2 separate regions of the Homo sapiens genome follow, and region 2 is linked to region 1. A link is a loop called in an ENCODE intact Hi-C map of the cell type or tissue named here. Cell type or tissue: HCT116. All regions are shown on one strand. Links, peaks and the distances in the headings refer to the core of each region. The heading gives the core; the rest is flanking DNA. Region 1 overlaps LOC105378861 (a long non-coding RNA gene). Region 2 overlaps SLC44A3-AS1 (SLC44A3 antisense RNA 1).

The links. A loop is a pair of places that touch in the nucleus more often than their neighbours do. Peaks named below come from ENCODE experiments on the same cell type or tissue, not always from the same donor. Only the 100,000 strongest peaks of a DNase experiment are listed, where the experiment ranks them.
Region 2: a loop joins it to region 1, with 2.8 times the contacts of the local background. A loop is called at or near these places in 5 of 110 quality-filtered maps.

What each region holds. Positions count from the first base shown.
Region 1 is chr1:94,598,877-94,615,186 of GRCh38, forward strand. All of the region lies in intron 1 of LOC105378861 (a long non-coding RNA gene), which reads left to right. Among named protein-coding and RNA genes, the nearest start is that of MIR12133, 63 kb to the left of the region's middle. RefSeq lists enhancers at 6,519-7,718, 9,634-10,134, 10,135-10,635. In HCT116, for the core only: no CTCF peak of the experiment used is centred there; a DNase peak (open chromatin) is centred at 7,035; H3K27ac peaks cover 3,040 bases.
Region 2 is chr1:94,706,083-94,722,392 of GRCh38, forward strand. All of the region lies in intron 2 of SLC44A3-AS1 (SLC44A3 antisense RNA 1), which reads right to left. Among named protein-coding and RNA genes, the nearest start is that of MIR378G, 32 kb to the right of the region's middle. RefSeq lists enhancers at 5,510-6,467, 14,331-14,620 and a silencer at 7,894-7,943. In HCT116, for the core only: no CTCF peak of the experiment used is centred there; a DNase peak (open chromatin) is centred at 7,849; H3K4me3 peaks cover 966 bases; H3K27ac peaks cover 878 bases.

The DNA.
Region 1 (16,310 bases), core at 3,561-11,560:
ACAACCTCCGCCTGTCAGGTTCAAGTGATTCTCCTGCCTCAGCCTTCCGAGTAGCTAGTACTACAGGCGCACACCACCATGCCTAGTTAATTTTTTTGTATTTTTAGTAGAGACGAGATTTCACCATGTTGGTTAGGATGGTCTTGATCTCCTGACCTCATGATCTGCCAGCCTCAGCCTCCCAAAGTGCTGGGATTACAAGTGTGAGCCACCGTGCCCGGCCTTTAGCTTCTACTTTATGGTCTGATTCCCGCAATCCCCTCCATGTTCCAGCCAGCAGGCAAGAAGAAGGAACAAAAAAAGAGTGCACTCGCTTTTTTCAAGAACACCTCCTGAAAGTCGAATACATTGCTTTCACTTATAACTCATCAGCTAAAACTTAGTCACATGGCTAGACCTAGTTGCAAGGGAGGTTGGGAAATGTAGTGTTTATTGTGGGAGGTCATTTACCCCACTAAAAATCCGGGCTTCTGATACGAAGGAAGTAAAGAATGGCTTTGGGACCAAACAACCAGCAATTTCTGCTTTTGGTGTGAAATAGCGTGCCCAGAGTTTCTCAGTTGTGCCCTGTCTGCAGAAGACACTGCATACCCCAGAGGCAAGTAGTAAGGACAGGGTGGGGGGCCGGAAGGGTGGGAGCTTAGCATAATGTCCACCCTCAAATTTGGGAGGTGGCTGTAGGGTTCCCGGCTGGCTCTCCTGCAATTCCAGTTACTTTGCCAGGAGCCTGGAGGACTCAGCTAACTGCCTGAATCTTCACTGCCACCTGGCTTTAGCCAGTGGTCACTGGTACTGAAGCCTGTTGCAGCCTGCAAGCCGGAGCGGAGAGGAAAAATTTCAAAGTCAGTGTTGAAATCATCAGGAGGAGTAAAAAGTAGAGCCATTTTTATTTCTTTCCAGGTCCCTGACCTCAGTTTCTCTTTGAGAGTGGTGGATTTGTGGTTCAGCTAATATTTAGTGAGCATCTACTTTATGCAAGACCCCAGATAGGCCCGAGGCAATACAGACTTGAGTGGACAGGGTCCTACTTTCAGGATCATAGATGTGTACACAGATAACTCTACGGCAAGGCCCCGGAAAAGGTAAAGTGAGGTGGGCAATCAGCCTAGGGGGTTGGGGGAACATTCAGGAAACAGAAGGCATTTGAGCTTGGCTTGGAGGAGCAGTTGGAATAGTGATTAGAGTAACTTGGGGAAATGGTCAAAGGGCACCCCAAAGAAAGAAAAGAAGAGCAGAAAGGGCCTGAGAAAAAGTAATTAACGTAGAACCATTGGAGTTTATGGAGGCTGTGTGGTGTGTGTGTGTAGTGTGTATGTGCATGTTTTTAGAATGGACATGGGCATGGAGATGGGGTGGAATGAGATGAGAGAAAAAACTGGGAAAGTAGTTTGAAGTAGCTCGCAGCAGGCTGTACATGCTAGAATAAGAACCCCAGGCTTTATTATGTAGAAAGGAGAAAGTCATCAAAAAATTTTGAAAGGGGGTAACATAATAGGCTTCCCTTTCTGTCATATATATATATATATATATATACATATTTTTTTTAATATAAAGCAGCAGACATTCTCTAAGAGGGCCAAACACCAACACAAGTCACAATAGAGAGGGCTTATTATCGGCATTTTCAGTTTTCCATTTACAGACATTCTATAGTTAGATGATGACAAATTTCCATGGGAAAAGCTCAAAGTGTGGAATGAGCATAGTTCTGTTCCCATCTGAATAGGTTGTCACTAGCCAAGGTCACTGGGGAGGAGGCTCTAGAGACTTGTCCAGATACAGCTTCTCTCTCTGTGGGTTAGACTTAGCCTGACTCCCCAGGAGCAGGGCAGCCTCACCTGAATGGTAGCTGAGCAGGGCACTGAGCAGGGAGGGACAAGAGCTTCCTCTGCCCAAGCCCAGGGCACCTGGAAAGCCAGCCTCCTCTCCTGGAGGAAAGGAGGAGATTGAGAGGGTGACCCGGGGTGGTGGACAACTGCATCCCTCATGTTCTCTGCCACTTCCACCTACACTGTTGCAGTGTCTGAGAAACTTATCAGAACAAGTTCTCCTGTCCATTAAATAGCATTTAATCCTCCGAGGAGCCTTAAGAATTGGGAATATGCTACATTTTACTCTGGAAAATATGTTTAGTTTTTTGGTACTCACTGAAAACCTGGTGCATGGGAGACTGAAAAAAATAAAATGATGTTTTATGCACATGAAAGCAGCAAGTTATGTCAGTTACTTCATCTGTTACCAAGGATTTGGGAATTTTAGAGGCTCACTGGGTAAAAGCAGACTTTATTTTCATTTCCTAGACTGAAACAATATAGGGTTGTGAGAAGTTTAACTGTAATTTTTTTGTCATTGTTTAAAGCTGCAACTTTGAACATTGTGCTGAAACTTAGATCTGAGAGATCAGCAGATCTATATAGTAGCATCTGATTTGTCAGGGATCATCAGGGGATGAGGCATTTCAGAGAAATAAAATATTCCAGTATTTAAATCATATCTCTTGAGGGTCTTAATGTTTGTGTTAATCATTTTTTGATGTAAGAGTTTCCCAAATCTCCAGCTAACCCACTGCCTTGTGAAACAAGAATGCAGTATCAGATCCCATTTGCCCTGCTGATTTAAGAGCATTTGTATGAAAGCCAGTTATCAGATCATTCTGATGCACTGCCCTCTGAGGCTACCAAAACTTGTTGGGTGTTTACCCCTGTCTTCAGCGGACCCATTTGTCATCATCCTATAATTCTGTTAGCCATAAGTACCCCCAGTATATTTTCCTGGGCAAGAATGTGGTATTTCTGTCTGGTGTTGGCATTAGAGGATCTCCATCCGAGTGACAGTTGGGTTTGTTTAGGCTTGCTTTGATTAGCCTTGCTTGCTTGTAATGTGAAGTCCAAAGATCAGAATTCAAGTTCCATTTCTTTCTCTTCTCCTTGTATGATCTTGGACAAGTTATCAGCCCCTCTATACCTGGGTTTGCCCGCTAACAAAAATGGTCATAATAATACCCAGCCCAGGGCTGAGAATGAAGCTGTATCATAAATACAATGTGTTATACAAATGGTAGTTCATTTCACTACAAAATACCTGCTCATGCCCAACTTCACCTTAGGCATATAATTGATCAGGAGTGAGTTGTTGAGAGCACTTCTGAGTTTTAAATAACATGGAGAGGGGCTGTTTATTGAAGGGATAACTGTGGCAGATGCAGCAGGAAGGCTCTAAGGGGAAAGCGTCTCCCCTAAATTTCCTATTATGCAACTTAGTGTCCAGAACACTGTGGTGGTTGAGAATCAGGGTTCAGCAGAATATGCAAATTGCCTTTCCTTTCATCAGGACACAAAGAAAGAAATGAGCCCCCAAAATATCTCTCAGAAGTGACATGGGTTTATCATTTCCATTATCCTTGACACTTTTCAGGGGTTAAATGTCTCTGGCTAGGCGCATGTTATTATTTGAGTATTACTAGCCCTTTAAGAGCCTCGACACTTCTGGAAAGCAGCCCGTGGAGCTGCTTCAGCACCGAGTGGGTCTGAGCTACAAGAGGGTGACCGCTAATCCTAATTCTAACCCCAACCTGAATTTATGAGGTCCTGCTGGTACGCAGAGGGAGGACTGGAGGGACCAGTCAGGTTGGCCAGCTGGCCCAGTGGTATAGGGAGCCGTTGGATTGGGGTTTGTCACATAAACTGGGACCCTGCCCAAAGCCGAGACGTCGTAAGATTCCCCTGTTTTGCACAACCCTGTGGTAGTAGCCACATCCTTATTGTGTAAACTCAGGTTTAACCACAGAACAACCAGCTTATGCCTTGTTAGATGAGGAGGAGCTTAACCCACTGAAGAGTACTTTCTTTTAATAAGGAGAGACAACTTCAAAAAAAATTGTTTTAGGGGCCCCCAAAATTTCAGATGAGGACACTATGAAGATTTTGAGTCTTGCAAGCTGTGTGATTAAAATGATCAAGTGATTAAAATGCTGTTTTAATGCTATTATAAAATGGTATTTTAGTTTGGACACATCCTTAGAAAGACTCCTTCCGCAGAAAAACTGACGCAGCAATTTGTAGAGGGAACTCACAGGTGTTCCATGAACTGAATCACTACATGGGGGATTTTTAAAAGCTGGATTGGGGGAGCAGTGGATGGTAGAATGAATCCTTTATCTTGAAGATATAGCAAAAGTAAATACAAATTATACAGCTTGTAAGATTAATGCTTTTGAATCATAAAAAATAAACACAAAATTCTTGTGGCTTAGTTGCATAAAGATAAGCAATTCAAAGTCCATATCTTTAATGATAGCCTTTTTTCTGTCGTAAGTAAAGACTGCATCAAGGAATTAATGCAAACACATTTCTGCCTACCATCCTTATATTTCTCCTTTCTTGCTAAAATTACCTACTTCACAGGATGTGAGAATTAAATGAGATATGTGTCACTTTGTTTAGCACCAAAGAAACACTAAATAAGTATTGTCAAGTTGAAATCTGAATAGTGCTTTTCTTCTTCTCCCTGTCTTCCTTCTCCTTTTCCCATCCTCACCTGCTTTCTTGGTGCTTACTGAGAACTGACTGTGTCCCCTGGACTGGGGCAGAGGTGGCCCTGCTCTCCAGGAGCTTTGCTTATTCACTTACTCAACCAGTATTTATTGAACTCCAACTTGTACCAGTCTGTCTTCCAGCCCTGAAGACTCAGTGTTGAGGATGAAAAAGTCCCTGTTTACATCCAAGGGTTAATACACCAATACATTAATCAATCCATAGTATAACCTTGAGTACTATTAAGCGCTACAAAGAAAGACAAAGAAGGCTAAAGGGATGGAGAATGGTGGAAGTGAGTTGGAGGCTATTTTACATGGATACATCAAGAAAGCCTCTCTGGAGAAAGTGGCATTTGGGCAGAGTCCTGAATGAGGTGAGGAGGTGGCCCATGAGAGGATCCAGGCAGAGGATGAGGCAGGGGCACAGGAAACAGCATGTGCAAAGGCCCTGAGGTGAGCACAAGCTTGGCATGGTCTCAGGAAAACAAAAAGATCAGAAGGGTATGGTCTCAGGAAAACAAAAATATAGTGAGCTGGGAGAAGGTTGTCACACAGGAGCCTGGAGGCATGGGGTGAGGAGAAGATCACATAGGGCCTCATGGGGCATGCTATGAAGTTTGTTCAGATTGTATTCCAGGATTGATGGGAAGCTATTGGAGAGTTTTGAGTCCTTATATTGTTTATGTGCTTTAAAAGGATCACTTTAGCCACTGGAGAATACAGAAGAGCAAGAGCAGAGGCCCCAACCAGGGGGCTAGTATAGGGACGGAGAGGCAGTATAACACAGTGGGGAAGCCTCCAGGGCCAGACTGCCAGGGTTTGAAGCATGTCTGCCATTGATGAGCAGCATGAGCATGGACAAGTTAAATAACTCACCTGCACTTCACTTCTCTCATCTATAAAATGGAGATGTAATAGGGTTACCACATTGTACAACTCCAGAATCTCCCCCTGGAGTCCGACGAGTGCAGCGTGCACAGTGCCACTCAGAGCTGTGCAATGCAGCGGTCTCCATCATGAGTCCTACCTTGTTGTGTTACCATGAAGATTAAGGCATAACACACATGTAAAGTGTGTAGAACAATGCCTGGTACCCAAGAATATCTCAAAAATATCTGTTATTATTCGTAGCTGAGGTGAGAGATGATGGTAAGTGGATTAAAGTCGTTACAGTGGGGGTGTTGAAAAGTGATAAAATTTGAAATGAAATTTGAAGAAAGAGCTTGTGCTGGTTCCCAGGGCACAACCACTAATGATGATGGAATTCAGAAGCACATCCTTGCCAGGACTTCTAGGTGGGTTTCTTAGTATGATTCTATTTTGGAGCTGAATTTCTCAGAATCTTCCCCACCAGGATGTTTTCCACCTAAAACAATGAGTGGATGTAGTACATATTTTATAGAGTGATTATGAGATTTAAACAGGATCTTGCATGTAAATACCCTAACTTAGTGCCTAGTACATTGTAAGTTTCAATGACCGTTAGCTATCATCGTCATCATCATCTGAGCAGCTCAATGTTTCTGCTTAATGCAGGCACATACCTACAACTCCACAGAAGAGAGATAGCAGCAGTTTTCCCCTCTTGTGAGGAGAGCTAAAGAGAACAGAAGCATTTGGGAATTAAGGTCCTGAGGCCATAGTGTCCCTAAAGGAGGCCTGTTGTTGTGCCCTCAGACACCCTCCATGGCCCTCAAAAGGCCTGGATAAGAACCAGCCCAACCAGGAAGAGAAGCACCGGAACCTAAATAAAGACATAGGATTCAAAAGGCATGATTCACCTTTATTTCATTGGGTTTACCACTTACAGAGCCCAAGTCAACCATGTAAAGCTATGAAATTTATGTTCTATTCCTTTTCCTGACCCGCTTGGCCCTAATGAACCTCAAACACAAATACTGGAGGTGGCAAGGGGACCTCGGCAGGCCCAAGAGCTGCAGATACCCAACTCCTCCCAGGCCCTCCTCAACACCACCCCGCTCTGCTCTGCCCCACTGATGCCAGGTCCTGGTATCATTGCTGTCTGACTACTCACACACCATGAGGTAGCGTCCCTGCTTTTTTTTTTTTTTTTTTCCTGAGACAGAGTCTCGCTCTGTCACCCAGGCTGGAGTGCAGTGGCGCGATCTCGGCTCACTGCAAGCTCCGCCTCCTGGGTTCATGCTATTCTCCTGCCTCAGCCTCCCGAGTAGCTGGGACTACAGGTGCCCACCACCACACTCGGCTAATTTTTTTTGTATTTTTAGCAGAGACAGGGTTTCTCATGTTAGCCAGGATGGTCTTGATCTCCTGACCTCGTGATCCACCCGCCTCGGCCTCCCAAAGTGCTGGGATTACAGGCGTGAGCCACCGAGCCCGGCCGGCAACCCTGTTTTATTTGTTCTTGGATGTATGAACCATATAATTCCTTCTTCAAAAGTCATAAAGGCGAGACTCCAGCCAACAATTCCACATAAAAAGAGAGCGCCATTTTCTCGCTCTCAGGCTTGGTAATGATTCCTGCTGTGAGGCAGTCATTACGGAAATGACTCAGTCTTTCTCTCCTGTGTTAATAAGATTTTACTGTCTTTGGTCCTGACTCAAACTGGCTGAGAGCAATGTGGGGATCACAGAAGCTGTACCAGAGTGTGTCACTATGTAACTTTTCTTAACTTACCAAAATACCATGTGGATAGGAGCCATTCCAGCCCATCGCCTTGCTTCCGAGTTGGCTGTAGTCTTAGCCGGGTTCACACAATGGGCATCTGCTAATCTCTTTCCTTACCTGCCAGGAAGTTGAGGCCAAAGTTCTGTTTTCTCTCTAAAGGCTAATCAAGCTGTAAAGACGGTTAGTGGGCTGAGCTCAAAATAAGGCACCTGAGCTCTCTTTGCATCTCTAACATCCACAACACTAAGCTTCTTCCTGGGGTCCCAGTGTGATAACTGACCCAGGCCCAGATGGCAAACGAAAGCTATTAGGGTGACTGTGGAAACTTCTGTGTCTTCTTCTTGGTTGAAATTATCCTTCTGGAGCACATCTGGAGATCCTGGCCATTTAGAAGCCATCCAGGAGCCATTCATTTATTTGACAGACATTATTGATCACCTACAATCCAATGCCAAACAGCACTAGGCATTGAGTACAGAAAGACAAAAGGCACAGCTTCTAATGTCAGGGACCTCAAGGTGTCATGTAGGGGACTGATGAGAAAGTGAACAATGTGAGTCATATGGTTAGTGCTATAAAATATTCTGGGTGCTACAGAGGCGTTCAAGGAGTACTGACCACACTGGTGGTCAAGAAAGATTTCCTAAAGGAAGACACACTTAGATGACCTGAAGGGTGCACCGGCGCCCTCTAATCAGAGAAAGGCGAGGAAGGAAGCAGAGGGACATTTCTAAAGAGAGAGGGAACAGCACATGCAACAAAGCTGGCTAGCTGTGACCACTAACATCCATTTCCTCCTTCCTGGTCAAATAGCTAGGTGATACCTCCCAGCCTCCCTTTCAGTTGAGGATGCTACGAGACTGCATTCTGGCCAATGGGAGGTGTGCAGAGACACTGGGTGTTCTGGCCTACAAGATCCTCTCGTGTGTTCTCTGTGTGCTTCCCTACCTCAGCTAATTGGGAACAGATAGAAATCAGATCACAAAGGGCTTGTGTGCTGCCTGAAGGAACTCCATGTTACGGTGCTGGTAAGAAGCAAATGAGCACAACAAAGTGACCATACTTAGTGTTTAGAAAAATGGAGGTGGCAGGATATTAGGGACAGGTTAAACTTTACCTGAGCTTAAGAAATCCCCTACCTTTTTGTTTTCCAAAACACCCCCATCCTTTTGTGTTCCATGGCAAAATCTCAAAGGACCATCCTGCCCTCCAATATTTCAAGTAAGACCTGCCTCCATCCTTTCTAGAGATTCCTGTGAGATTCCTTTGTTCACCTGCCTGTGTAAAGCCCCGGGGCCCCTTCCTTTTCTTTGAGACATTCTCCTTTCATGAACATTCTCCCTATTGCAATACCCTGAATAAAACCATCTCCTTGATGGTCTGGTGCATTTGGTCTTTCACATGAGCACTGGATGAGGAGTCAAATCTTCTAAGTGAAATTCTGCTTCTACTTGAGAGTAGACTTCCACCTTGCTTTATTTTGCTTTGTTTTGTTTCGAGACAAGGTCTTGCTCTATCAGCCAGGCTGGAGTGCAGTTTTGTGATCATGACTCATTGAAGCCTCAGGCTCAGGTGATCCTCCCACCTCAGCCTCCTGAGTAGCTGGAACTACAGGCACGTACCACCATGCCTGGCTAATACTTTTTTTTTTTTTAATTTTCATAGAGACAGGGTCTCGCTATGTTGCCCAGGATGATCTTGAACTCTTGGGCCCAAGTAATTCACCCGTCTTGTCCTCCCAAAGTGCTAGGATTACAGGACGTTGACTCCCAACATCCTTGGCCTCTGCTTTATTTTTCTTCAACACATCTTATTGCATATTATTTATCATCAGTCCTCCATTAGAATATAAACTCCTTGAGGAATGGGCTTGCCTTCTTGACCACTGCATGTCCAGGGCCTAGCACAACTCCTGGCATGTAGCAGGTGCTCAATTATTAGGACAAATCATGGCTTGGTGACCTGATCCCAGACCGCCTGAGCTTTCTACCACCCTCCCTCGGCACCTCTGACCTTTCTTGCTCTCCATTGTTTCTCTCCCTCTTTCTCTGTGTTCCTGTCTGTCTCTTTTGCTCTAATCTCTCTCTGCCTGCCTCTCCCCCTTCCTCTTTGTGGATCTCTTTCTTAATCCCTCCCTTCTTGTTTTCCCCCGTCTCCTCCTTGGGCCTTGGGCCTGCAGTTCCCTCTTAGCCCTTCAGCTCTTACTTTTCAGCCAGGTTGTTTATCGGGAGGATATGGACCCAGGTGACAGAGCACCAGCTGTGGAATAAGGAATGACCCAACCCCATCTGTGTTTGTATCTGTTGAGTCATACAACTTTAGCACCTTCGGACATTCGTCTGCTCACAGGCTCCTTGAAAGTTAAAGATTTACCCAGAACTGGCCAAGTCCATGTTTTGGTAACAATCAACAAAGTGATCTATAAGCCTTGCTCCAAGCAGATTGCTGAGTGCTGAGAAGGAAAAAAGAACCCGGGTGAGAGGCCCCTGCCTTTCAGGAGCTTCCAGTCTAGTTAGCCAAGGAGGTGAGGCCCACACACAGTCTTACAGGAAACAGAGAACAAAGACAGGTAGAATTTGGGGTGTAGGCTGTGTAAACCAATGGGTCTGGAAAGGACCGGCCATTGCTAACTTTGGAACTTCGAGACACGTGGTCTGTGTGTGAATGATGAAGCAGGGATCAGGGCTTCGACTGCAGACAGGAAAGCAAGAAGTGAGGGTCAGTGAGTTGCAGTGTTCTGCTGGTAACTGCAAGGCTCTTTCGGCCACTGTGGCCCAAGCTTGCCTGAGGGGCCTCCTCTCTTATCAAGGCCCCACACTGTGTCCTTCTCATCCCATCATCGAACTGAGTTAAGGTGCAGGACTCGGTGAATGGAGATTTCCTCAGAACACAGAGTTAGAGCTGATGAGCTGGGCAGCCAGGTGTGGCTGCACAGAGGCGCATAAGCAGTTGTGTCCTGGAGCTGCAGGCCTGATCTAAGTTTCTTCATGTGGAGACTGCATCTCAGTGTATCTGGAGTGAACTCTCCCTCTGGTTTCTTAATAGCTATCCGCTGAATTGATTGAGATAGTAGGAAATTGTCTGAAAATCTTAATGAATAAACCCTGCAGTATGGCTGATGCCTTTTCCTCTGCAGGCTCAGAAAGTTGCCCACAGGAAAGTACAGCTCTGAGACACAGTGGGAGGTGGGTGGCCAGGTTGAGCTGAGAGCAGAAAACAGAAGGTGGTGACTTCGTGCTGGTTGTGGAAACTCCAGGCTGATGGCGATCCATCCAGTGTGAAACTTGTTTATACTGACACAAAGCTGAAGAGCACTTGGCATTCCTTTAGTTACTGCTTTTATAAACAGAGGGGCCTGAAACTTCCTGGGAAATGCTGGGAGCATCGTACGGCCTCCTAAGGTGGCTCTTTGTGGTTCTATAACTCTGGGGAGGCAGGGGAGGGAACGCATACTTTCCTGAGCCCTGGCTCATTTATAAATGTGGCGGGTGAGGTGGCAGAAATGAGTAAACTGAGTAAATGTTCCTCCCAGAGGATGATTCTTGGAGCAAAAAGGGATTTGAGGGTGGAAGGAAGCGATTAGCAGAAAGGGGTGTGGGGGTGCGCACGGGGCATCTCCCAAGTTCCTTCAGGAGGCGAGCTCTCATCTTACAGTCTTGTTGACTCCTGTCCTTGCTCCCATCTAACCTTGCCCAAAATACACACCAAAAACCAAATCCCCCCAGGAAGGCCGGTTCGTTTAGTCACCCCTTCCTTATCGCTGACGGTCTCCTTGCTCACATTTCACTCCCATTGCTGACTCAGGTTTGTCTTAAAAACTGCAGTTTTTGCACCTTGGGAAGATAATTTTATAACCCCACACCTGCTCTCTAGGTCTGGTCTGTGTGCTGTTAGAGTTGGTGTGTCTATGTCAGAGATACCAACAACATTTGAAGCCATAGTTCATGGCCTGGGTTAATGGATATTTAGGGCAAAGGCCCCAGTTCCACATTCGGATCTCCCTCCCCCACCAATTAGTATATTTAGGAAATATTTAAATGGCAACTCAGCAATGATCAACTCGATTTACTTCTGTTTCTTTATTTTAAAAAATAGGATTATCCAGGTTCCACATTTCAGTATTAAGATGCCTTAAGTTATTGAAATTTCAATTGTAATAAAGTAATAAAATGAGTCCTGGAGGCACGGGAGTGAAAAGGGGCTAATATCTCTAATATTTGTTAACCATTCACCTGCTCTGCCAGGCATCATGGGTGCTTTGCACATGACTTCTTAATCCACCTAGAAATGAGGTGTCAAGAAAGTGTGATTTACTCTCATTTCAGTTGAAGGAAGTACGGCTAAGTGGCATGTGCAAGTTCACACAGCCAATAGAAAATGCAATCGGGACCAGAAGCCACATTTGCAGGACTTCAAAGCCAAGGTTCTTCCTACCACAAAACCAGGATGCCCTCCTCTGCCACTGGAGTCTGCTGGACCAACCAGCAGCACAGGCAATGGCTATTGCTTTTGGTTATAGCATCAACGCAATCTATCTAAGTTGTGTTTTTGTTTTTTTGTTTTTTTTTTTTTGAGAGGGAGTCTCACTCTGTTGCCCAGGCTGGAGTGCAGTGGTGCGATCTTGGCTCACTGCAATCTCCACCTCCCAGGTTCAAGCGATTTTCCTGCCTCAGCCTCTGCAACAGCTGGGACTACAAGCGCGTGCCACCACGTCGGGCTAAATTTTTTTTTTTTTTTTTGTATTTTTAGTAGAGACAAAGTTTCACCATGTTGGCCAGGCTGGTCTCAAATTCCTGACCTCGTGATCTGCCCACCTCAGCCTCCCAAAGTGCTGGGATTACAGGTGTGAGCCACCATGCCTGGCCCAATCTATCTAAGTTTTTCTGTGGAAAAGTAGAATTATCTGCTGAATAATAAAACACCTTTTAGATAAAATTGCATTATGGTTTTCAAACTTCTTGAATCCATATTATTTATTTCTTACCACAATCCTATAGATATCATTATTAGGGATTATGGTGAGCACCTGCTCACCATATTTTTACCAGCCCAGCATCCACTTCTTTTTCTTATGGCACCAACAGATCACTGCCCTTAGAGGATCACTCTTCCTCCATCCTCAGTCCATGTGATTTGCCTAGGGCTGACCCCAGTGACTGGCTCTAGGAGTCTAGACCCAAACCCGACCAATGAGGGCACTGATCTCTGATTGGTTTAGGGGTGAGCATGGCCATGTTGACCAACAAAGGAAATGAGCATCAGCTCCCGACCTTTTGCAGAAACAATAAGACATTGGAGCTTTCCTCCTGGTGGTGGTGCAAAGCTGGCAGGAAGTGCTGGTCGCTGTCTTTGCCTAACTTGGGGAGAGCTGGTCTGAGAATGGAGGTAAATCCAGAGGAGAGCTGAGCTAAAGAGAGGGAGGAGACAGGTCCCCGATGACATTGTCTGGCACCCAAATACAGCAGTGCTCAAAGTCCAGTCTCTCCTGGACTTCTTAGCTCATTAAACTAAGAAAATTTGCCTTTGTTTAAGCTGGTTAGAGTTGAATTTCTGTCACTTTGTTTTATATTATTCAAATTATTGCTCTCTACTGGCAAGGGAAATTTGGTTGAGATCACTGTTTTTCTTCACAAATATATAAATTTGGAAAGGACACTTTGTTTCTTATAAACGGTTACAGCCTGCAAGGTGGCCATCTGCAGGCTGGGAAGTGTAGCCTCTGGCAAAGACCGAAGACAGGCACTTTGAAGGAGGAAGGTTTGGACAGGAATTTAAGCTGAATGGGTTGGCCAAGTACACATATTCAACAGGTTATAAGAGGAGCCATGAATATTCATGAAGGCGGTCCTGACGCATGCATATTGAACAAGCATGCATGTAACATACAACCCGTGTTCACCTAGGGGTGAAGACTTAACATTTAAATGTGTTACAATTAGGCCTTTAATGTCAAAGGTCTTTTTAGGATGCAAAGGCACTCAAATGTGCATCCTCTGTAAACTGGCCAGAGTCAGTCAATGGTTGGTGGTCTTCTTATCAGGAGAAAGTTACTGAAATCAGTCTCTTGTCCAATCAAAGCTGTAGTGATGGCTTGTGGAACAGGGGGTCAGTTAGTGCATGGCAGTGGCTGCAAATTGTTTTACTATTGCTTATCTCGAGGCCAGTGCTTGTTTAACTGCTAGAGAAAAAGGTAAACCTTGTGGCAGAGAACACAGTTTATTCTTTAGGTGTAGAGGTGAGTGACTCAACCCTTGTCTGGCATGGCTCTAGGTCCTGTTTATAATTTAGTATTTTATTGCCACAAAGAGTCTGTTCTGTCAGTCTTATGAGCTCAATTTTAACATTAATGCTGCTCAGTTCTTTCTAACCCATAAAAGGGAGGGGGCATAATGAGGCGTATCTGATCTCCTGTCAAGGCTCAGTTTTTAACATTTTCTGAGGCCTCCTTGGACAAGAGGGAGTCCATTCCGTCAGTTGGGGAACTTAGGATTTTATTTTTAGTTTATAGTTTCATCTTTCCCAACCTTCTTGGCCATTTATGAGTTGTGGATTCTGGGGATACAAGAAGCAGCCAGTCCCAGAGATGTTTCTTATTTTGTCATAGGGTGGTGGAGTGGGTTGCTGATAACACAAGGCATTATGAGCTAAAGTTGAAATCCACTTTCACTTTCCCTGCCTTCTCAATTTTTCTCTCATTTGAAAGGGTGTCAGAGAGCCAGAGAAACTGAAAGAATTAGGAAGAAGAGGGGAGAGGTGGTGTTTGGGGACACTGTTGGAAGGGAGACAGGACCTGCATGTGCAATGCACATTAGGCAATATTAAATGTGACTCTAGGCATTTGGTGAGAGGTCAGAAATGAAAATGCAGTTTTAGGCAACCTAGATAAAAGTGAGAGGTGAAAGGTCAAGTTTCAGGAGTCTATGTGTTAGAGTCATGTGAACCAGAGCAACTCCATCTTAAATAAGAGCTGGGTAAAATGAGGCTGAAAACTACTGGGCTGCATTCTCAGATGGTTAAGGCATTCTAAGTCACAGGATGAGATAGGAGGTCAGCGCAAAATAGAAGTCATAAAGACCTTGCTGTTAAAACAGGTCACAGTAAACGAGCCGGCCAAAACCCACCGAAACCAAAATGGCGACGAGAGTGACCTCTGGTCGTCCTCACTGCTGCACTCCCACCAGCGCCATGACAGTTTGCAAATGCCATGGCAACATCAGGAAGGTACCCTATATGGTCTAAAAAGGGGAGGCATAAATAATCCACCCCTTGTTTAGCATATCATCAAAAAATAACCATAAAAATGGGCAACCAGCAGCCCTTGGGGCTGCTCTGTCTATGGAGTAGCCATTCTTTTATTCCTTTGCTTTTGTAATAAACTTGCTTTCATTTTGCACTGCGGACTCACCCTGAATTCTTTCTTGCGTGAGATCCAAGAACCCTCTCTTGGGATCTGGATCGGGACCCCTTTCCTGTAACATATGCAAGGAAAGAAATGCAGAGGAATGGAACTGAGCCATGGAACAGACATTTGGGGTTGGGCAGGAGGAGTTAGCAGAGAGATCTGCATAGCTCTTATCCTACTTAGCACTAGTGCTGTTCAAGGTAGAACTCACAGCATAAGAATTCACTCTGAAACATAGAATAGGGTGTCTTTAGGTATATACGTATACATCAATATTCAGAAAATGCAGACTCTTAAGATTATAAAATCTGCTGTTCTTCCATAATTTATTCATTTCTTTTGCAGTTGAAGAAAATGTGTTTAGGGCAAGTTACCGTTGGCATGTTTGACCATAATAAATAGTTTGAGTTTTTAAAATAATTTCAGAATGTCTAAGAATTAAATATTTTTTCTGTGTACTTTAGTATATGTGAAATTTAGGGTCAAAACATCACAAAACGCCCTCCAAATGACAAGACCAAAATATTATTTTAGATCAGAGCCTTGTCAACCTTTAGTGTACACTACAGTCTTTTGATTATTTTGAGAAGTCTGTAGTCTTGAAAGCATATCGTATGAGAAGATAGATACTGATATAGAACTGCTAATGGAAACTTGTATGTAAGAATTTTGTTTTTTCTGGCTTCATAGAGCAAACCCTTGTTTACATAGAATAAGAGAGAAAAAAGAGGCAAGAGGATACATTACATTTCTAAGTTAAGTGCAAGCATCCTGGATATTGTAACAGACTGGGAGTTGTATTAGAGTCTATTTGATTCTCAAAGCATTTCGCGGCCTTTCATTAGGCAGCACCCTGCCTTCCACGTCACAGGCTGTCACAGACACTTGTTGAGGATGATGCTGGTGACGTCATCAGTCCTTTTTCAGCAAAGTCTCCTGAAAATAAAGCTCAGATTGGCTGTGCACATCTCTGGACCTAGTCCAGAGTCAAGCACCACTGAGGGCAGGGACCTGCCCAGGGGTGCTGCTGACGTTTGAGATGGAGTGGTTCTTCACAGCACAGAAGTGTTCCATCACTGTGGGACATTTAATATCCCTGCCCTCTTCACTAGATGTTTGCAACACTCCCCAATCATTGCGATAACCGTGACACCATGGTTAACCCTACATTACCAAATACCCTCTAAGAGATTCCGCTTTCTCTTCTTAGTCAGTAACCAGTAGAAGATTGCCCCTTTGGTTCTGAAGATGTTAGCTATGGGAACCTCAAAGGCTTAGGAAACTGCCAACACCTGAGATCTAACTTGATCTAACCTTAACCCACCATCTATTTCTGCCATGACCATGCTACTTTCATCCTTTATAATTGCCAGGCAGAAATAACAAATACTTTGGGATATTGTTGTTCATGACCACTATCCACCCCAGACTTTCCTATCAAATCACATGCAAGTGCTTTAAACCTGCTGCATTAGAATTAAGGCTTTGAGTTATTCACTGAGAAGGAAAAGTTCCAGAAGTTCAGAAACTTAGGAAGCAGTGTGGAGCCCAAGAGACCCAGAGAGCAGCAGTTCTTCTTTAGAGCACATGCAGCTTCTGAGATTCTTCTTCTGGCTGTGCATGTTGAGGAAAAGATGATCCCTTGGCTTCTGCAATCGCCTTTGCACTTGCTCCTTCCTCTGAAGAGCTCACCAGGAAGTCTCTCTGGGCGCCTTCTCCGCACTCCA
Region 2 (16,310 bases), core at 4,045-12,044, 110 kb after region 1:
GTAATTTACTTGATCAATTTTCCTCCACTGGCTACCTTCCCTTTCCCATCTTTTGTCCTCACCTTCCTGCAAGGTGTTTCCTGAGAGCACCTCTTAGATGAGCTGCTTGCATTTAAATCCTGTGTCAAAGTCTGTTCCTGGGGCAACCCAAGCTAAGACACACACACACACACACACACACACACACACACACACACAGAGGCATAGACTATCTCTGGTAGGATTCAAAGAAACTGATAAATGTGGTGTGGCGTCTGGGAAGAAAAACATTTCTTGGGAACAGGGCTGAGGGAGGAGACTTATTTGTCACAAAATATACTTTTTTTGTTGTTTTCACCTTTTGGCTTTTGCACCATTTCCATGAATTTTCTATTTAAAAAAATAAAATAACTTCCAAAGCTTGACCAGAGGCAATCAAAGAAAACCAATAAATCCTGTTAAAATTAAATAAATACTTTTTTAAAAGCTACCCAAAATATGTACTTTAAATCATTTAAAAAATCAACTGTGATTTTACAACAACATAGTCACATGCGCTTTGTATCAAAACATTGTAACATGTTGGAGACCACCAACGTATTAACTCATGTTGCCAGGAAAATTCTCTTTGAGATAGTCTGAAAAATTTATCTTTTCTGCTAGTTTCATTCATAACTTTGAATGTTTAACAGAGGTGTCACTGATTAGTAAGATTGTAGCTCTATATAGGTGATTTCTTAAAATCCAGGTCCATGCATGTCCTCTCAATTTGTACAAGCATACTACTATGGTAAACTGAGTCACACTCAACCAAATTCACACAGGCAAAACCTAGGTGATCACGATCCCTCCCACTGCATAATGGTGAGTTGTGCAGTCAGGATCATATCACACGAGCACCTGTCCTGAGGCTGGGTTGCTTTTGATTTGACTTTTACATTTAACACAGGGAGTAAAAGCACTTAGATATTGTTAATGATTCAACTTAGAATCAAATTTTCCTCCTACTCCACATTTAAGGTATTGGGTCTGTTTAATTGAGCGCATCCTGAGATTTCAAGGCAAGCTGTTTAAAAATTAAAAATAAAGTAAAGCAAAACAATTTTATGACTTACTTCTGTGAATTGAACTTTCTCAACATTGGACAATAGAAACAAATGCAGGAATAAATTGAATACCAAGGCTGACATAAAACTGCAACTGTACCCATGACCATGAATGTCAAATGTTTACACTTCTTAAAATACTCACATTGTTCAGAGTGACTGGCTTTATAACAATGTGTGCCTATAAAGTACATATCTACCAATAAGATAACTTTTCATCTGTTTCTTCTATTGGTTTTGAATATAACATTTATTTGAAAAACAAGTTACATTTCCAAATGTTTGTGATCTCTGACGTGGATGACGGTGACCAGGGCCAGCTCCTACGCGGGCGTGGGCGAGTGCTGTGGCCAGATGTGTGCGTTTGAGGCAGGCCACCCTGGCTGCTGTTGGAAAGGGAACTGGAGCCAGCCAGCCTCCACTCTAGGCAGACGACTGGAAGGTGCTGGGAGTCAGGCTAGAGATAAAGATTTGGCATCGCAAGCCTGGTGGGAGGTGGTTGACGTCTTGGGTGCTGAGGCTGGAGCCCAGGGCGAGTGTGAAGTAAGAGGAGGAGGTCAAGATGAAAGCCTGAGAAGCCATCTTCAGCCGCTCTTTCCACAGGCATCAGCATCAACCTCTTGACTACGGGACACCCCTGGAGGAGTGAGACTTTGGAATCAACATTCTTGAACACCCCATGAGACCTAAAAAAAACCCCTGCATATAGCAGCTGTTCTGTAAATGTTTCTAGACTGACTTATTTCTTCCAGACAGCAAGGGATTGTATTATAATGAGAATCTCATTTAAACAAATTCATCAAAATTCCTGTATTATAGCCAAACTTGTTTAAATGTCTCTACCTAGGTGGAATTAGCAGCTGGCATCTTTTTAAAAAAATTATCACAATTTTTAAAAAATATGCATACTCTGAATTTCAAGTCAAGGCTAAATTTTAAAAAAAGAAAAAGAGAGTGTGTGCACACACTGGGCACTTTTGAATGGCATATTTTCTCCCTAAAGAAGAAACAAAACAAGGGAGGAAGAGAGGAAGAGAGGGAAAGAAGGAAGGGAGGAGGGAAGAAAGGAAGGAAGGAAGGAAGGAAGGAAGGAAGGAAGGAAGGGAGGGAGGGAGGGAGGGAGGGAGGGAGGGAGGGAGGGAGGGAGGGAGGGAGGGAAAAAATGCATGGTTTGTAGTTAACCAGGCCCTTAGCAGACATCCTATAGAGAAAGTACATGATGAAACATGCCTAGCCTGAGTTTCCTACCTACTCTGAATTTCTTTCCCCTCTGCTGATATTTAATAACTGGGCTCAGAGGATAATTCCTTTTATTTCCTCTCCCTGTCTGCTCCACTCCCCCGCAAACTCCTTCCAGGTTTCTGAAGCAGAGTCTGGGCCTCCCTGAGTGGAACTCGCCCAGCCAGATTGAGAGAGAGTCTCACTGCTCATCTCCCTGGGGCCCCAGTGCCTTGAAGCTACTTCCTGAAGGACCATGTGGGGACCTGAGAGAGGACACTGAGCCTGCTTTCATATTAAATGTGTGCCTTGCCCTGTTAGTTTCTTTCCCTGGGTGGGAACAGAACCACCAAGAAGGGAGAAATGTCTTCCGTGGCGGGGTGATTCCCACCCTTCCCCTCTCAGGAGGAACTTCCCGGCCACCCCACTGTCCGCATTGTCCCTGAGGGCTGGAGGTTGACCAATGTGGGCCTGGGATGGGCCTTACTGTGGTCCCTCACCTCCTCCCTCTGTCCCCATGTCCATCTGTGCAAACTCTGGTTGAGATGACTGTCACAGGAAGTCTGGAGGGAGGAAAGAAGTCACAGAAGGGCAACATCGGAGGGGAAGGAGGGAGGGAAGGAGGCTCTGTGGTGGGTGGGACCCTCCCAGCACCGTCCTCAGGTCCAGGGCTCCACTAGAGGGAAGCGAAGGAACATAGGTTTCAGGGACCCTCGCTTGCCTTTCCAGAGCCCTGTGTCTAATTTCGTTTTTGTAACTTTACATTCTTAAGAAAGTGTCCGCAAATTCTGTAGGCTTCAAGGCCCCGAAACCAAATCCAGATGGTACCACTAGCTGACTTTGAGCCACTTTTCTCCTGCTGCCACCTCCCAGAACCACCCTCTACACATTCCTACATCCCTGGCTCACTCAGCTGCAGCCGCTGGCACAGGTCTCCTTGTTCTTTGGACATACCAGGCAGTGGCCAAGGCATTAGGGCCTTGGCATTGGCTGTTCCCTCTGCCTGGAAGGCTCTTCCCCCAGGTGAAGGCTTTTCCCACCTCCTTCATGCAAGTGGTGCTTTCTCAGTGAGGCCTGCCCTGAGCTCCCTAGTCAAGGTGGAATCCCCGGCTTCTTTGACCTTGTGTTGCCTTCTACCTGCTAAGTTCCCACATCAGTTATCATCTGCTAACACAATTCAAAATCTAGTTATTTACTGTTTTCTGTCCTCCTCCCACCACTAGAACTTAAGTTCCATGAAGGAAGGGAAATTCAAATCTGTTTTGTTTACTGACGCGTTCTGAGCACCTAGTACCTAGCAGTCACTCGGTTCATATTTGTCTGATAAATGCATGAAATTGCAGGTCCTAAGGCAAGGATACTGCCTGCTGCAGTTTGAGGACAGCTCTGGCCAATAAGCATCCAAATGAGAGAAAGAAAAATTGCTTCTCAGGGGCAACTGGCTTTGCAGGCTATCATGGGCCAAGGCCATGGACACCAGTGCATCCTCTCCCTGCCTGTCTGTCTCAGGATGCATCATTTGGCTCTGGGAATGTGCTGCCATCTAAGAACTTGCCAGAACTGCTGAGGCTGGGACAGGAGAGGGGCTGAAGCCTGCCCAGGCCGTGACTGTCTCACTGGTACTGGGGATCGTGGGACTTGTCATGTGTGGTGTCTAGTCCTGGAAAAGTGTAGCTAATTACTAACATAGCAAAGTGCTGAGTTAAAGAACAGAGATGTTTACTCAGAGCTGGTGCTAATTTCCTGCCTTTGCAGTGGCTGCTGGACTGGGAGGTGCACATCTGGCAGCACTTGCTGGCCTGACCCAAGGATGCAGAGCTAGAGCTCCAGAGGGTGATCATCTTGTGTCATTTGAGTCCCACAGGGACACGTCACTGATTGGCATTTTACCCTGGCGCCGAGAAGAGGGCGTGGAGGACACCAAGATGTCCATGGGATTGGCAACCCATAGTCAGCCAGCCAAGACCACCCCTGCAGACAATGCTGATGACATCATGACGATCCTAAGCTTTATATAGTAGTTCACAGTCACCAAAGCTCTTTGTCATACCCTATTTAATTTTATGGTCATCCAAACCTGTAAGAAAGACAGAGCAGGAATTGTCATCCCATTTTCCACAGGAAGAATGTGAGGTCTAAAGGTGAGGCTGTGTATCACAGAGCTAGCAAACGTCATGCTGGACTGGCTTCAGCACTAACAACTACACCCTGTCCTGTGTGCTCAGAGACATGGGCCCTTGACACCCCTGGGTTTAACACTTGCAGCTTCAACTATATCCTAGAAACCTCAAAGGCCCCTGAGTGTAGTGACTTATCCCTGCACTGTGGCTGAATTTGAATCCTCGTTCGATGAGGCCAGCTTGGGAGTCACATGGCTCACAGTGTACTTGGCTTGACATTTTTTAATCACCCTGTGGGCACCCTAACCCTCCTGTGACAATTTAAAAGCAAAACAAAAACAAAAAAAATTGTTTGCTTTTGAAAAATAGCCATCAGCTGCAAGTCAGCTAAAATCAAAGAGGCAATGGATGAGTGTGAATTTCATCATTAGGGGTGTAGTTGTCAATGAGACGTACTCGCGGCTGCCTTCTGATACACACTTGCCAAGTGTCAAATGTTTTGTTAGGTGCTTTACAAATGTTGAGTCTGGGTTGTCAAAGCCTGTGCTTTGAAATTCTACATCGTACTCTTCTCCTTGGAGATGCAACCTAGCAGCCTGTGTAGAGGCCTATATTTCTGAGCTCACATACCTTCAGACTCAGAAAGGTCTCAGAAAGTAACTTGTCTCTTTGTCTGTCTCTCTCTCTGTCTCTCCTTTACCATTGTCCTTCCTCTCTTCCCCCAGTAATTTTATAGCCTTCTTCTCCAATCTTCTCTTTCTTGGGCTGACCTGGAAACTCCAAATTTTTCTCTCTTCATCTTGCAGAATAATCCATTCATTCAACAAATAGTTTTCGGATGCCTATTTTATGCCAGGCCCTATGAGCCACTAGGGAAATGGCAGTGAACAAAACAGACGTGAATCCCTGCCTTCCTGAGGAGTCCATGCTAGTGGAGGACAAACAAACAAAAACAAGGTAAAGTCAGGCAGGATAAAGCAGTGAGGGAAATAAGACAAGAGGAAGGGGAATGGGGAGTGATGGGGCTCCCATTTGAGATGTGAGATCAGGGAAGGCCTTCCTGAAGAAAAGGTATTTGGGCAGAGGCCAGAGTCGAAGAGAGGAGAAAATCATGTCATCGTCAGAGGAGGAACATCCCTAGTGTGGGAATGAGCTAAGCCTAGAGTTGCAGAGTTAACAAACAGGAGGAGGAGGACGAGAAACAAGAGGAGATGAACAAGAAAAGGGATTGTTTAGTATATGTCGCATTCAACATTTGGAACACACTTGTCTTAGTCTAACCATGTGTGCTGCTGTAACACAAAACCACAGACTGGTTCCTCTATAAAGAACAGAAATTAGCTGGGATTGGTGTCCAGTGAGGGCCCAGTCTCTGCTTCCAAAATGGCACCTTGCTGCTGCGTCCTCTTCAGGGGAGGAACACTGTGTGTCACCGAACAGAAGAGCAGAAGGGCAAACCCACTCCCTCAAGCCCTTCTATAAGGCCCCAGTCCCATCCATGAGGGCTCCACCTTCATTACTTAATCACCTAAAGCAGGGTTCCCAAGCCCTGGACCACCAACCAATACAGGTTCATGTCCTGTTAGGAACCAGGCCACACAGCGGGAGGTGGGGGCAAGCGAGCAAGCGAAGCTTCATTTGTATTTATAGCCACTTCCCATCCCTCGCATTACGGCCTGAGCTCCACCCTCTGTCAGATCAGCAGCAGCATTAGATTCTCTATGGGACTAGGAACCCTACTGGAACTATGCATGCGAGGGATCTAGGTCGTGCTCTTCTTATGAGAATTTAACTAATGCCTATGATCTAGCATGGAACAGTTTCATCCCCAAACCATCCCCACCCCTCCAACCTGTTGAAAAATTGTCTTCCACAAAACTGGTCCCTGGTGCCAAAAAGCCTGGGGACCACTGACCTAAAGGACTCGCTCCTTAATGCTATTACATTAGAAATTAAGTTTCAACATGAATTGTGGAGGAGACACACATTCAAACCATAACAATACTTATACTAAAATAATTACATGTTGTTTATCTGAAATTCAAATTTAACTTGGAATCCCGTATTTTATCTGGCAACCCTAGATTTTGGCTTAAGGAGTGGAAAGGAGACCGATGTGGCCACAATGGAGGAAGCAAGGAGAAGATGGAGGGAGATGAGGTTGGGGAAATTTGGAGAGGAGAGGGTGGTTGACATTTCAAACACAGAGAAGCCATCTAGGTATGCTTCCAGCTCTTCCAGTGGAATTGTCTCCACCTGTCCAAGAGAGAAACCCATGCTGAGGGCTGTGAAAGAGGAAATAGGAAAGAACATAGCACAGGGAACTCAATCTAGACTGAGTCCTAAAGTGGTTCAAGTCTGCAGCATCCCTTCTTCGAACGAGGTAAGATTCTTTGGAAACCCTGGGGTATCAACTAGGTCTTGGCTCCTTCACCCAGCAGAGCAGCTGGGTCCTGAGCAGACAAACTGAGGGAGGTGGAGTGGGGGCATGACCTGGGAGCCCAGAGGTTAGATTATCTCAAGACAGGTAAGGTGGGGGGATAGAGTCAGCAAATTCTCAGGGATCCAGAATCCTTGGTGGCTGGCTGTGGGCATCCTGGGAGGGGACAGATCAGCCCAGGGAGTCAAGAATTTGCCATTGGCCAGGACAGTTTATTTGAGAATCTGAACTGGAAGCAAACCTTGGTGACAGATCTGAGCTGTAAGTATTAAGGTTGAAACAGAAAACACCCTTTGAGGTTAAGATGTATATAAACCATTGGGCCTCATGCTGGCCGACTTTGGGATCTGGGGAAAAGCAAGATAAACCTAGGTAGACATTTCAAGGAAATTCTGCTTTAGCCCCTGACGCCTACTTCATAGTAGATGTTTAGTCCCTGAGGATTAAATGAGATGATGTATGTAAATCACCACGCTTGGTACATTGGTAAGTATGACATTAAATGGTAAATGTCCCTTCTTCATTATACTGCTGTTCCCAAATCTGGGACCTGAAGGGAGCTTAAGACACCCCCTACCCCCTTGGCCTGCACACATATACACACACACACACACACAGACACACACACACATATATGAGAGAAACTGCATGGTTAGATCTGAGCACTACAACTGAATCTCTTCCCTTTCTTGTAGATAGTGAGCTGGTAAGATTAAAATGCCTGGCACATAGCAGCTGCCCAATAAATATTGCTATATAAGTAAAAAGGAAATAAGTGGCCTTATTCTCTCTGTTCTCCCAGAGTTCAATTTTTCACTTTCAACCCGACAAAAAAGGAAGTAGGGCTGCCCGAGTGGGGCTATGGAGAATCAGGAGCAAACTGCTCCCCGCCCTTCCCAGTTCAGGGGTGTTGCTTCATCGCCCGACTGACACGCAGGCCAGAGAAGCAGCTGACTCCCCGCAGAGCTGCTGCCTTATAAGGACATTGGCCAGGCCTGCCAGGTGTGTCATCCCAAAGCCCTGTGATGGCCCCAGTGAGTCAAGGCCAGGGTGGATTTAAAAAACTCAGAAAAGCCATATGGGCAGCAAGTGAGAGTTTTCTCACTTCCTTTCCTCCTCACATGTTTCCATATGTTTTAAATTATTATCCCATTTACCACTTACCTCTGCAATTGGGAAAACAGAGAATAGAGTTTTTGATTTAGAAAAGAGGTACTCATAAGCTATTACTCCAGTAGCAAAGGAAATTCTCTCTCTGATTTTCTGGTGGGTTGCTGGCGGGGAGTGAGCTGATGAAATGAAGAAAGTATAGCCTGCGGAGAAGTCCCCTTAAGAATGAATATGTGGTGGCCCCTCCAGGACAAGGCAGGATCCAGCAGCGTAGAGAGCTGCCTCCATCCCAGGGCAGTGCGGGGAGACCCAGTCTCCCTCTGCTGAGGGAGGACTTGATGCTCGCAAAGGCAAGCCAGCAATGGGCAGGGAGACTTGGAGAAAAGTGGTCCTTTTGAAAGATATGAAGGCCCAAGAAGGGGCAGTGGTACTGAACAGAAGTGGCATAGAATCATAGCCAAGAAATTGGGCTTTGAAATCTCACAGACCTGGATTTGAGCCCCAAATTTGCCAACTTTAGCTGGGTGAACTAGAGCAAGTTAGTTCTTTTTTTTTTTGAGACAGAGTCTTGCTCTGTTGCCCAGGCTGAAATGATCATAGCTCACTGCAGCCTCGACCTGAGTAGCTGGGACCATAGGCACACCCCACCATGCCCAGCTAATTCGTTTTTATTTTTTGTAGAGACGGGGTCTTTCTATGTTGCCCAGGCTGATCTTGAACTCCTGGGCTCAAGCGATCCTCTCACATTGGCTTTCCAAAGTGCTGAGATTACACCATGCCTGGCCTTCATCTTTGTAAATCTCCATGGCCTACTGTGTGAAGTATTTGTTCATTTAGGAAATACCTACAGAGCATTTCAATGCCTTGCTCACTTTAGCTCATCAGAGCAAACCAGTGAAGTAGATTCTATTATTATCTCCATTTTACAGGTGAGGAAAATAGGTGACTTGCCCAAGGCCACACAGCTAGTAACTAGGAGAACTGAAATTTGACCCCAGGCAGTCAGGCACCAGGGTCTGCAGTCCCAAGTTTAAACTATGCCAAGAGGCTATAATTGCACCTGCTTTGCCTGATGGAATTCTGGAGGACTAAGTGGACCAGGGCATGTAAAAAGCTCTTATCACAGTGCCTGAAACATGGTCAAACTCAGTGAATGCTACCTATTATCATTTGTCTGTTATTTGTGAGGATTGCCCAGAAGTGGATCCTGAGAGGAAGGGTCCTGTGCAAGTGACTTAGTAAAGACAAGCTCCCAAAGAAACGGGTCTGGTACGGGAATGGGGCAAGTCGGCAGGGGACTGAGAAGAAGCCAAGCAAGGGTGCAACTGCAGGCAAGGTCTCACAAGGGAGTGTGTGAGATTTCTGAGTTTGTCCCCATGGAGACAAGGGAGCTGGGCTTTGTGGCGTTAAACTGTTGGTCTCTGGCTAAGGGATGCCCTAAAAAGATGGAAACTTCCTGGCATGTCTGGGCTCTGCACCTGTGGGCAAAGCAGTGTAGTAACCAGATGGCAGTCTTCCAAAGAGAGTCACGGGTATGGGGCTGTTTGAAGCAAAAGCACCAAAAAGCACTGGCGGAGTTCACAGAAACAGCAAAAATAGATCCAAAGGCCTCTGAGGGAGCAGGAACTGAGCCCACCCAAGACCACCCCTTGCATCACTCAGACCAGCTCACATCTTCCATTCTGTGAACTTCATTCCGCCACTGCGCCTTCAAGAGGGTGGACACTCACAGTTTCTGGGGGAAAACTTAACAAGATAAGAGTTAGTGAGACAAGATACATCTCTTCTCACACAAGTTTATGTAAACCATTCACACAAGTTTCTACAAAAGAATATTAATTGTGCCAGACACAGTGGCTCATGCCTGTAATTCCAGCACTTTGGGAGGCCGAGGAAGGCCGATCACCTTAGGTCAGGAGTTCGAGACCAGCCTAGCCAACGTAGTGAAACTCTGTCGCTACTAAAAATACAAAAATTAGCTGGGCGTGGTGGCACGCCCCTGTAATCCCAGCTACTCAGGAGGCTGAGGTGGGAGAATCGCTTGAATCTGGGAGGTGGAGGTTGCAGTGAGCCAAGATCACACCACTGCACTTCAGCCTGGGTGGCAGAGTGAGACTCCATTTCAAAAAAAAAAGAATATAAAGAATATTAATTGCAACATTAATAATAGCTAAAATGCAAATAAGTCAAACTTATTTGATCTCTAGGGATCAAACTTAGATCTCTAGGGATTTGCTTTTTTCTTTTAACAATTGCATAATATTCTATGGTATGGCTGCATACCATGATTTATTCAACTAAGCCACTGATTTATTATTATTCATTTAACCAAGCCACTACTGATGAAAGTTTGACTTACTTGCATTTGAGCTATTATTAACAATGTTGCAATTAATATTCTTTTACATAAATTTGTGTGAGTGGTTAACATAAACCTTTGCAGTGGTCCCTTGGCTGTGGCTGATATTCATCATCTCCCTGCTCTGCCACTCTTTCTAGAATCCCTCCACTCCCAGCAAGTACTTCTGGCGGTGTAGGTGGCTTGCTTGATGAGGTGATGCAGACTTTTAGCCCTAAAGGGTTTATCTCCCACACTCTAAAAAACATGAATCCTAACAGGTATCCAGAGTTGTCGCCCCTTCCATCTTAACAGGTTCAGTCAACATAAAGTCACCAATATGGTGGACAAAGTACACTGTACTTTCAGTTTCCTAAGAAAGGAAAAAGATGAAATTCCATTAGCCATAGTCAAATGAGCACGCCATCAATACCAAGAAAAACTGTAAACTCGTATTAATTAACCTGTTGTGATTTGGTTAAAAAGAAACCATTAACCAACAGGAGCCAGAGAGGGTTCTCTAAGAACAAGTCAGGCCTAGGGCACATTGAGGATGAGCAAAAGAGAAATTGTAAATCAGTTTATTTTGGTCTTGGTAACAAGTGAAAAAGAATGGTTGAGAGAAATGTAGGTGGAAGAGATAAAAAGGAATGGATAAAGTGTCTATTATTTGTAGATTCCTTTTATACAAACAATTCTTTTCCACTGATAGTTGAAAACTGAGCGTAGTTTTTTCCTGTCTGCTGGGTGGAAATAGATTGTGAAATGTTGTCTTGTGGTTTCTAAAGAGTAAGTAGAAAACTGCATTAAAAATGCAGCACTAATCCATGCGATGTGAGACCTGCCATCAGGAGCTAAACCACCAAGCCAAGGTCCCTCAGAAATTACCTGTGTGGCAGCCAGTTTCTCACATGCTAGCAGAGGAAAGTCTCTCAAATTGCCCTTTAATAAGCAAGAAGAAAAACTGTCTCCCAGATTGGCAGTATTTATTGTTTTTGCTATTACTATAAATATAATATCTGCTTGTAAAATCTCCAAAATATGAAGTAGAATGTGGAAGTCCCTAATAAGTCTAACTTGATCCAGTGACAATATGGTGATAAAACTGTTAGTGGTCTGATATATATATATACATTTTTTCACCTCTTTTGTAGAATAAAAGAATGAAAGGAAGGATGGATGAGCAGATGGATAAAATGCTTTACAATCTGCCTCTTTCACTTAATATATTGCGGACATCTTTCCTTGTAAAAACATAAATCTCTTGGGATTTGCTTTTTTTTCTTTTAACAATTGCATAATATTCCATCATATGGCTGCACCATGATTTTTTTTAACCAAACCAATACTGATGAAAGTTCAAATTATTTGCATTTTAACTATTTTGACAGTGTTGCAATTAATATATATATATATTTTGAGACAGACTTTCACTCTTGTTGTCCAGGCTGGGGTGCAATGGCGTGATCTCGGCTCACTGCAACCACCTCTGCCTCCCAAGTAGCTGGGATTACAGGCATCCACCACCATGCCCGGCTAATTTTGTTATTTTTCGTAGAGACAGCATTTCTCCATGTTGGTCAGGCTGGTCTCGAACTCCCGCCCTCAGGTGATCCGCCCGCCTTGGCCTCCCAAAGTGCTGGCATGAGCCACCGTGCCTGGCCTGCAATTAATATTCTTTTACATAAACGTGGTGTCTTTATCTGATTATTCCTGTAGGACAAATCTCTGCAAGTTCCAGGAATTGCTGGGTCAGAGATCAACCAAATTCTAAATTTGGAATTATTATTGCTTAATGGCCCTCAAAAGGGTCTACAAATTTACACTCTCACCAATGGTACATCAGAGTACCTGTTTCGCCACAACCTGCAGCTTTTATTGTTTACATGGGAGACAAGGAAGAATCCAATGTCTTTGGTCAATTTTTTCATAGGGAATTTGTCTTTTTCTTATTGGTTAATAAGAACAGATTGCTTATTAAGGACATTAATCCTTGGTAATATCAGGGAATATTTTCAGAACAAGCCATTTTAATGAAATAAATGCTCCTAATGGGAGAAAAGGTATAATATTGTGATGTAATAATTTCACATTCATATACAGAGAACCTCCTCAGCCCACCCTGTGCATAGCATGCATAGCAGATATGTGCTGCATAGAACACACATAGAAGATAGACAGATGAACCAAATTGATGATTGTTTAAAGAAAGAGATAAACTAATAAATAAATGCCATATAGTGCAAACTATTATAAGGGAGTTTCAGGCAAGGTTCAGTGCGGGACTAACAGGGGAACAGTCAGCTCTGGCCAGGAAGGGTGGGAAAGGCTCTGTATTTTTCCCTGGTGATCGTCTGTGGGTATCTTAGGTGGTTTGTCTTCTTGCTGATTTGTGAGAGGTTGTTCTGATGCACTAGAATGAGAAACAGCATGCTGAATTCTGTTGGGATGTTCTGAATTTGAGAATACGGTAGAGCGGGATGGTGGGAGGGATGGTAATTCCCATCAAACACCTTCACCTCTCCCATCCCCTGATCTTGTCAGATAATACACATCTCTAGAGGGGGAGTCCCATGAAACCCACGCATGGAGCCCAGTAGAGTGATAAGCAGGTGCAACCTGAAAATGAGGAGTGTAGGCTAAATCCCCAAAGCAATTGGCAGTCTTCGATGAGTTTTAAGTGGTGTTGGCGATGGGGGCTGCACTTCCTATTTGTGTCATAGAAGCCCTCTAGCTGCTTTGTGGAGGGGTTGTAGGAAAGCAACTCTGGAAGGCAGACCTATGTGAGGGCTGCTGGAGGACAAAGATGCTTGGGCCAGAACCAAGGTACCACACAGATTGGAAAGACATAGGGTGGGAACTGCTGACTGTTTGGACACCGGGGATGGTGAGCATGAGTGATGGTGCCATTCCCTGAGTTAGGAGGTGTAGAAGGAGAAGCAGGTTTGGGGAGTTTAGTGGAGAAGTAGGTACCTGTGGGGCTACTAGTGAAGATGCCCAGAGGGCAGCCACATACATGGATTCAGAACTTATAAGTCAGTTCTCAACTGGACCTTTGGAGGGAGAGTCAGCAGCCTGTTCCTGAACATTGAAACCTTGGAAATGGATGCTATTGCCCCTTGCAGGGTTAGGATGAGCAACAGGGCTGGCACAGAACCCTAGGGAACACCAACAGGGCAAGACAGAGGATGGAAGACCAAGACTACTGGGACAAACGCCAACTCTCTACAGGCTCTGAGATGCCACAAGAGTAAGGCAAAAACAACCTAAGACTCACTCTTTAGTTCATCTAGCAAACCCAAGCTGAAAATTTAAAATACACTCGAGATTTCAATGCTGGTTTAAACTGGCTAGAGTATGGAGTCCAGCAGTTCTTTTCCCTGGTATCATAGCTGCAAACCCATCCAAACTGTGCTCTGCTCCCAACCAGTTCTTTAGGATTGAAGGAATTCAGCTTCAGCATATGAGGCGTCTCTATCCCCTGATTCACAAAGTGACTTTTCCACAATCCCAACTAATTCTGTTTCCCTGAGCTGTGCTTCACCAATATACATCTTCTTCTTTCCCTGCAGCCCTGTGGAAAAAACGTTTCAACATAAGGAAGTGTATAATGTGGAGGAAAAAACCATCATGCCCTCTAAGGGTTCATGGTCTCATTGAAATGTGGCACATCCGCCAGCTTCCCAGGGCTCCCGGGCTGGGTGTTGGGGTGGACTGGGAGTCAGATGGTGATGATGTGCCCAAGTGCATCTGACTCTTGCCTAACAGAGGAGCAATTTTTAGCAAATGTTAAGGAGGATTTGCTCTCCCTTTAGGATGATCAATTTTTCCACTAGGCAAGACTCATTCAATTGCCTTTCCAGAACCCTTACACTCTAGTCTGAATCACACATTGGGAAATTAATAATTCACTATCTTGTGCCACCAGTCATGTCCTCAAGTGGATTCTAAATTCCTTGAGGAGCCAGAGGCCATGATGTTACTTCTCCTGGATCTCCCAAGTGCCCACAACTGGGCTACATCCATGGGAGACCCTTGATGAAGTGAAGTTGATCAGGGAATGCAGAGCACTCAGGCCCACATACCTCGGCCTTGGGGAGCATCTAGTGCAACCCCTTACAGATAGGGAAACTGAAAGCCACAGGGGTGCAGCAGCGTGTGCAGTCACACAGCCCATTGATGACAGAGCTGTTACACAAGGAAGTGAGGAGAAGCAGCAGGGTGACAGACCAAGAGTGTGGCCTTTGCCAGGCCTCCTTCACTTACTGGCCATGTGAGCGTGGGCTCCTTACCACACCTCCTCCACTTCCCCTGTTATAAAGCAGAAATCATACGTGAACTTCAGGCTGGGTGCAGTGGGTGGCCCATGCCTGTAATCCCAGCACCTTGGGAAGCCAAGGCAGGCAGATCGCTTGAGCCCAGGAGTTCAAGACCAGCGTGGGCAACACAGCAAAACCCCATCTCTCCAAAAAAATACAAAAATTAGCTGGGCGTGGTGGCATGCACCTGTAGTCCCAGCTACTCAGGAGGCTGAGGCAGGAGGACTATTGGAGCCCAGGGAGGTCAAGGCTGTAGAGGGCCGTGATCACACCACTGCACCCTAGCGGCAGAATGAGACCCTGTCTCAAAATAAAAGTGAACCTCAGCTGAGGGCATTATGAAGACCAAATGGGCAGACCCATAGAAAGCTCGTGGCACAAGGCCTAGAGTAGAATAAGTGTTCAATGAACATCAGCAAAAGGGAAATACATAACTCCAAAAGAAAAACACATAATTTCATTGAAGTGTTTGCCACCTCCAAGTATTTAGTATGAATTTATTAAATAACTTGACATTTTCAACTCAACTCTACTCATATAGAGAATGCAGCTGGGAGTCGGGCACTTTGAGTTTCCTAAGCGCAGGACTGTTCCTTTCCAAGCAAGAGGTCCACACGGCTCCGAACACTGTCTAGGCTGTACTCTAACATTATTGTCAGCACGATTGCCTGCAACAGTCAGGTCTAGCAGTCAGAGCTGGAAATACCCTGCTCAGATGAAGTAATGCAACCAGAGGGCAGAAGGGAGAAGTGGTCCCCACAGCACGGGGGAGGAAGCGGAGGGAGGGTTACAGGAAAAAGCTTTTCCTTTTCACAAACTGTCACTTTAACTAAAATGCAGTCTCATCTCAGCCTGTTGTAGATGCTTATTATACACTGTAAAATCATACTCACTGGAGGTGTATTCTAGCTCCCATCTTTCCTCCCAAAGCTATGCGATCTTGGGAGTTATGCAATTTTTCTGTGCTTAGTTTCATGGTTTGCCCTTCATTCTGCAAAATGGGGATAATAGTAACTTACGGTTAACCCCTGATTAATTACTGCATCAATTTAAAAAAACAATTCCTGTGAAAGATTTAGAACAGAGTGTCTAGCGTATAATAAGCATTCTATAAATATTAGTTGCTATTGTTTTTAAAATTGTCTATCCTATAGTTTTAATACAGCTGTAGAGTTATTATTTCAGGAGCAAAATCTTGATACCCTTTTCCACCTGGCTCAATTTAATCTGAATTCAATTAAAAATCAAAAGAGAATTGAATTTAGAGTTCTATTCATGAATACAAAAGGCTGGGAGGAAACACACCCCAAATGACACAGTGGATGTGGTAGAATAGGACTATGAACAGATTTTGTTCTTCCTTTTCACCTTCTGTATTTTCCATCAATTATTTGTATGATTAAAATCAATCATTTCAGACAAGAGGGACATCGTGAGCTGTGAGAAACATCTTCTATCTGTTGCTTTCTGTAGGCAGAGACAAAGGAAGGGGCTCCAGTTTGCCATTCTCTTAACCGAGAGGCTTCCTACCTCATCTAATGTGGAGATTCTACTGACCCGGGAAGCCTTCCCTCCTGTTACCTCAAGCCGGCCTCCTAGCCTTTTGCCTCCTCCCACCCACAGCCTGCCTGGTTGCAGGTTGGTGGGAAAGGAGGGGACAGGGGGCTGTACTCCCCAGAG